2 separate regions of the Homo sapiens genome follow, and region 1 is linked to region 2. Evidence: read pairs that join two places in POLR2A ChIA-PET (ENCODE). Cell type or tissue: HepG2. All regions are shown on one strand. Links, peaks and the distances in the headings refer to the core of each region. The heading gives the core; the rest is flanking DNA.

Region 1 (2,908 bases), core at 236-2,735, 55 kb before region 2:
CTTGTTAGACATGTTCTTATGTTTACTTTTTTCACCTGTGCTTTCTGTCCCATTATACCATAATGACCAGGAAAGACATATTTTATTTTTGACTTCCCACCAACCCTAGCTCCCCCAATAGGTGACTCTTTAACTATTCAATATTAATGTTGCAAATAATATATGAATGCATTCTCCTTTTCTAAAAGAGTAAAACATTAAGATAAGGTTCCCCCTTTATCAAGCCCTTCCTCCTACTGATATCCCTAACCCCCATCTAGAGATGAGTCGGATACCAATCTGGAGTACAGCCTTCTAGATTAAAAAACATTTACATTCATATGCTGGATATGTACCTGCAAAATATAAATCTTGTTCTTGGGTTTTTTTTTATATAATTATTATCATACTATAAGTACTGTTTTGAAACTTGCATTGTTTGTTCAGAATGTTTCTTGGAGATCCACCCATGGATCAGTCTCATTTGCTTTGACTGCTGTACTAAGTGCTGTGAGAATATCACAGTTGACTTAGCAACTCTGTATGGATGGTCTTTTAGGCTGTTTCCCATTTTTGCCATTGCAAACAACATGAGGCTGTCTGTGCCTGCCTGGGACCAGTGAATGACCTCAGTCAAGGCTGATGTTCTCCTCTGTCTAAGGCATGTGAGCATTCACAATGACCCATGCTCAGCACATTCTGGAGCTGGCACTGCCACACCAGGTGTGCTGGAGCTCTCTGCAATCCTTGGTACAAGATCATTCTTAGAACTTAGCAGGTTACCTCCCCAGGCTGTGGCCTCATCGCTTTAGTCTAGGGTCAGTAATCTCGAACAAATTCCCTCAATGATTAAAAGGCAGAGTGCCTGCGGAAGAGACATTTCCTCCTCTTTTCTGCTTTCAGGTTGGTTCTTGGCACACACTGGGATCACCCCAGGTTGATCTCAGCTGAGGCCTGCTTTGGATATTAAACCAAATGAAAGCTTATATAAATTTAATGAATAGAAAAATTAACACAGTTTGTTACCTGCAAAGTGAGGCACTTGGAATAAGAACTCCTCTAACTCTAAAAATGCAATGATCCCATAAAGCTCCGTAAGTGACATCAGTACACACCCACACCCATATACACATTCATTCCAAGGCTGGTTGTTAGTGATTCAGGAATTATAATTTTTCCACCCATCATGAGGTGGGCTGTTGGGGAGCTGGAAAGTGAGTGTGACCCCAGGGTGGGGTGCATGGGTGGAGAGTCTGGAGAGATGAATAAGGAATAGAGAGAAAAGCTTGTCAAAATAGGTTAAGTCCTTCAGAGCCAATGAGCAAACCTGAACAACCCTCTTAACTCTATCTTCCAAGCGGTGCAGGGGAAAATAAAGGGCCTCTCCCAGTTCTGATCAAATATTGACCCTGTGCACTCGCTGGCCAGAGTTCAGACTAAAGCAATAGCAGCATGGTGGAGTCGGTGTTTGCAGAGCAATTACTGTAGCCCAGCGCTTTGTAGGTCAGGTTGTGAAACAACCGTCCATGGAGCCAGGGCTTCAGAGAGTCTTCCGGCCCCTCCTCAGTGGGACCAGGAAGGAGCTGTGCAAGGAAATAGACAAAGGCTGGAAACGTGGTCCAGCCACCCGTGAGAAAGCAACTGAAAAGGGCATCTGCCGCCCCTCCTCCCACCTCAACTGCACCTCCAAGCAACCCAGGCCCTTAATCACCAAATGGGCCTCGACGTTAGGCCCTGTCCTGGTCAGCTTTCCCTGGGACAGGTCCTTTTCCTGGTCAGATAGGGCTGAGTGGTGAGTTATTTTTAGAAGAAACCAATTTCCACTTGGAGACTAAGAGCCTCACCTCTTCCCTGTTCTTAACTTCACATCTGAAAGGCTCTTAGAAGCCCTCTCGGGAACCTGACCTGGTTTCCAGAAGAAGTGTTTGGAATAGCCGCTGAGCTGAAAAGCCCTAAGGATGGGCAAACTGTGCAGGAGAATAATCTCCCTCTTCTTGCCAGGGCCCTAGAAGATTTCAGGGGGCAACTCAGGAAGGGGCTGGGAGGTGACAGATCACTGTAGGGTGGCCAGAAAGCCAGCTCAAGCCTGTTGTGTGTTCAAAGTTGTCTAAGCTACCAGTCTAATAGAATTTTCTGTGATAATAGAAATGTTCCATATCTGCCCAATACACAACCACTAGCCACGGCCGCCACTGAGTACTTGTGATCTAGCAAGTGCAACCAAGGAACTGAACATTTACTTTTATTTCATTTAATTTTTAAAATTTAATTTCAAAAATTTTTAATTAACTTTAATTTAAATAGCCACATGTGGCTAGTGGCCACCGCGTTGGACAGTACAGCTTTAAAGCCTCCGTACCTGGGGGTTCTAAGTGGGCAGCCCCTGCGTGTGAGTCTGGGTCTGAAGGCTCGTGGCAGGAGATATGGGGAGAGAAGAAGGTCTGGAGAAGAGCAGAGGGTGTTATCCTGGTGCTCATGGATGGATTTCAGGCAGGGTATGGATAACCAAAAAGGTTACTAGAATTACAGGTGCACATTCATGCACTTGTCTGGGGAGAGAGTCTTTGGCTTTCATTAGAAGCATAAAAGAGTCTCTCATCTCAAAAGTAAAATAAGATAAAATAACTCACTGATGTGTCAGATAAAACTTACTTCTTCAGGAAGCCTGCCCTGATCCCAGAGTATAAGGTTTCCCTATAATATGTCTATGGCACCTTCCTTTGTTACATCTGGAATGGTGTAAAACAATATTGTTTGTCTTTGTTTTTTAACTAAAATCTGTCTTCCCTCACTAAGCTGTGAGACCCATAAAGGCAGGAACCAGATCTGCTTTGGATCATCAATGTGTCCCAGAGCTGGCACACCGCCTGGATGTACAAGGCAGACACTTAATATTGGAAGGATGGGAAGAAGGAAAGAAGGAAGGGAG
Region 2 (2,908 bases), core at 267-2,766:
GCCTCAGGTGATCCTCCCCACTTTGGCCTTTTGAAGCACTGGGATTACAGTCATGAGCCACCATGCCCAGCTGAAGCACTGCATTTAAAACTAAAACAAGTTCAGGCCAGGCGCAGCGGGTCACACTTGTAATCCCAGCACTTTGGGAGGCTGAGGCGAGTGGATCACCTGAGGTCAGGAGTTCGAGACCAGCCTGGCCAACATGGCAAAACCCCACCTCTACTAAGAATACAAAAATTAGCTGCGTGTGGTGGTGCATGCCTGTAATCCCAGCTACTTGGGAGGCTAAGGCACGAGAATCGCTTGAACCCGGGAGGCGGAGGCTGCAGTGAACCGAGATCGCACCACTGCACTCCAGCCTGGGTGACAGAGCGAGACCCCAACTCAAAAAAAAAAAAAACCAACTAAAACAAGTTCAGAGAGATCCTGAAGTAGAAGGCAACATTAGTGTAGATGGTTCAGAAGACACAGACATGCTGGGCTCCCCTCAGACTGTGAGGTATTGGCCCCCAGAACCTACGAGGATGGGCGCATTCTCGCTCTTGCCACTGGGGGAGTGTGGATGGAAATTACTCCACCTGAAACGCTGCTGCATCAGGCCCTCCCAAGCTAGTTAAGACCCAAAGCAGCTGACACCTCACTTCCTGCTGCTCCCTCTCCTCCTCCTCCTCCTCCTCAACCCTTCCTCCCCAGGAGCCTGGGTGCAATCAACTTTTTATGGGGAAGCCAGACCCCTAGGAGTGAGAGCTGTAAACAGGAGGGGTGGGACCCAGCTGGCCAACTAAAGAGTCCCCCAGGCAGAGCTAGAAAAAGGTTCCAGTCCTTACTTAGCTCTGTTCCAGGCACAGTCGCAAAAACAGCGCTGGAGCCCACCGGGAGGACCTCAAAGTGACTATTTAGCTCCCTCTCCCTGCCAAGCCCTTGGGAGAAAAGGAAGGTTCCAAGGTGTCTACAGAATAAACTGAATTCCCTCTGCTGCCATCGGAGCCTCTCAGAGCTGGCCCTGAGCTTTCCTGTCATCCTTCTCTCCCTCATCCACCCTCGGCTTTGCCCAGCTTTTCCTTGCACGTTCCACCTCCAGCACCTTTGCTTTTCTCTTTCTTGGAATGCCCTTCCCCAGTTTTCCCATCTAAATCCTACTCTTTCCCAGCCAAATCCTAATTACACCTCAAGGTCCATCATGAAGCTGCCTTCTCCAGTCGGTCTTCCCTGGAAACTCCAGTTCACAGAGTGCTCTCCCTCCTCTGAACAGCTTCAGGACTTAGTGATTGTGAAAGCAAATACTTATGCTGAGCTCCATAAGGCGCCAGGTACCGGTCTAAGCTCTTTACAATTACAAACTCATTTCATCTTCATCATAACCCTAAGAGCTAGGTCCAACTTTCCCCATATATTCTTTTTTTTTTTTTTTTTTTTTTTTTTTTTACTGATGAGGAAACTGAGGCTCAGAGACATAAGTAACTTGCACTGTATCCCACGGCAGCGAGTGGTGGGGCCAGGATATCCCAATGCTCAGCCAAGGGATACGGCACACAGGTGCTCTGGGACAACACAGCCTCCCAGGTGCACCCCTCATCCCCAGGTGGTGCTGCCTGGACTCACTGGTTATTTTCTCTCTCACCAAGCCAGCTCTGATGGGGAAGAAGTGGCACTCACAGATGTGGGTGTCAGAGACCAGGGTGAGAATCCCAGCCCTGCCACAGAATTACTCTGAGTAGAATGATACGAACCCTCCGAGCTTCAATTTCCCCATCTATAAAATGGGAATAAAAACACCTACCTAACCGCATGGGGTTGTTATGAGGTTCAAGTAAAATCGCCTCTAAAGGCATCTTCTGCATTGCCTGGCACATAGTAGGTGCTTGTATGTTAGTTCTCCCCCTTCTTATGGGGTCTGGACAGCCTTGCTGGACTCTGACCGGCACCATGCACACAGCAGGGGCTCAGTCTCTGCGGCTGATATGGTGACTTGCCTGGGGGTTACCCAGAGGCACAAGAGGGATCCTCATGTGACCCCCATCCCCTTCACAGCTAGGCTCCTGACCTTCCATTCACCTGCCCACCTGTGACTGGCTGCACTACAGGCAGCAGAAGCCCGGGCCAGGCAGGAAGTAGCACGCTGCTCTGGGAATCCGCCTCTGGAAGCCCTGATCACTCTATTGGGCGCTTCCATTATTTTTGGCAATTGTCATGGCAGAGAACACCTCTGGCCCTCACTCAGAACCTATTTCCAAAGCCAGAATCTCCACCTCATTTCCCACACACACCCCTTGTCCTTCCTGTCCCCTGGGTCCCTATCCTAATCTACTATCCCTTTCCTGGATTCTCAGAACTCGAGAGGAGTAAGTGGGACTACCATGTGTATAACTCTATTATTTGTTTCATTTTGTTTAATTAAGAGGTAAAAGAGAACACAGTTGCCCATTAGACTTTTTCTGGCCAAGAAATAGTCTGGTCAGTGACTCAGGCTGAGGCAATTAGAAGGCAATTTACAGGGAACTGCTGTGCAAACCCAAAGTCAGAAGTCCTAACAACACTTCCCTAATTCATAGCCTCCACGGTCAGTTAACTCATGCTGGCCCCGGAATATCTCTTTGGAAAATGCAGCAGCTGGGGCTTGTATTTCTGGGCTGGAATCGGTCTCCTCTGACATCAAATAGGTTTATTTTTCCCTTCTCTTCCCTTCCCCTCTGCCTGCCACCACACATGGTAATTTCTACCCTGGTTTGCCCCCCAAAAGCCCTCACTCAGCTCAACACAGGGTTGCGATAAATGGCTGGCTGTGCTCCCTGTTCCAACAGCCTTGAAGGGTGTGGTTGGTTGTTCCATGAGCAGGGAGCCTTGTCAGACCCGTGAATCACCCCTCGATCACTTCCCTCCCCAGAGAAGAAACCGTTCCCATGCTTGT

What was found. Peaks named below come from ENCODE experiments on the same cell type or tissue, not always from the same donor. Only the 100,000 strongest peaks of a DNase experiment are listed, where the experiment ranks them.
Region 1: POLR2A ChIA-PET joins it to region 2 with 17 read pairs; 11 of 35 experiments call an interaction of 5 or more read pairs at or near these places.

Annotation. Positions count from the first base shown.
Region 1 is chr10:103,792,969-103,795,876 of GRCh38, forward strand. All of the region lies in intron 2 of SH3PXD2A (SH3 and PX domains 2A), which reads right to left. Among named protein-coding and RNA genes, the nearest start is that of SH3PXD2A-AS1, 48 kb to the left of the region's middle. In HepG2, for the core only: no CTCF peak of the experiment used is centred there; DNase peaks (open chromatin) are centred at 613 and 1,433; H3K4me3 peaks cover 543 bases.
Region 2 is chr10:103,847,553-103,850,460 of GRCh38, forward strand. The region is part of intron 1 of SH3PXD2A (SH3 and PX domains 2A); the gene reads right to left. Among named protein-coding and RNA genes, the nearest start is that of SH3PXD2A, 6.6 kb to the right of the region's middle. In HepG2, for the core only: a CTCF peak has its summit at 532; no DNase peak of the experiment used is centred there.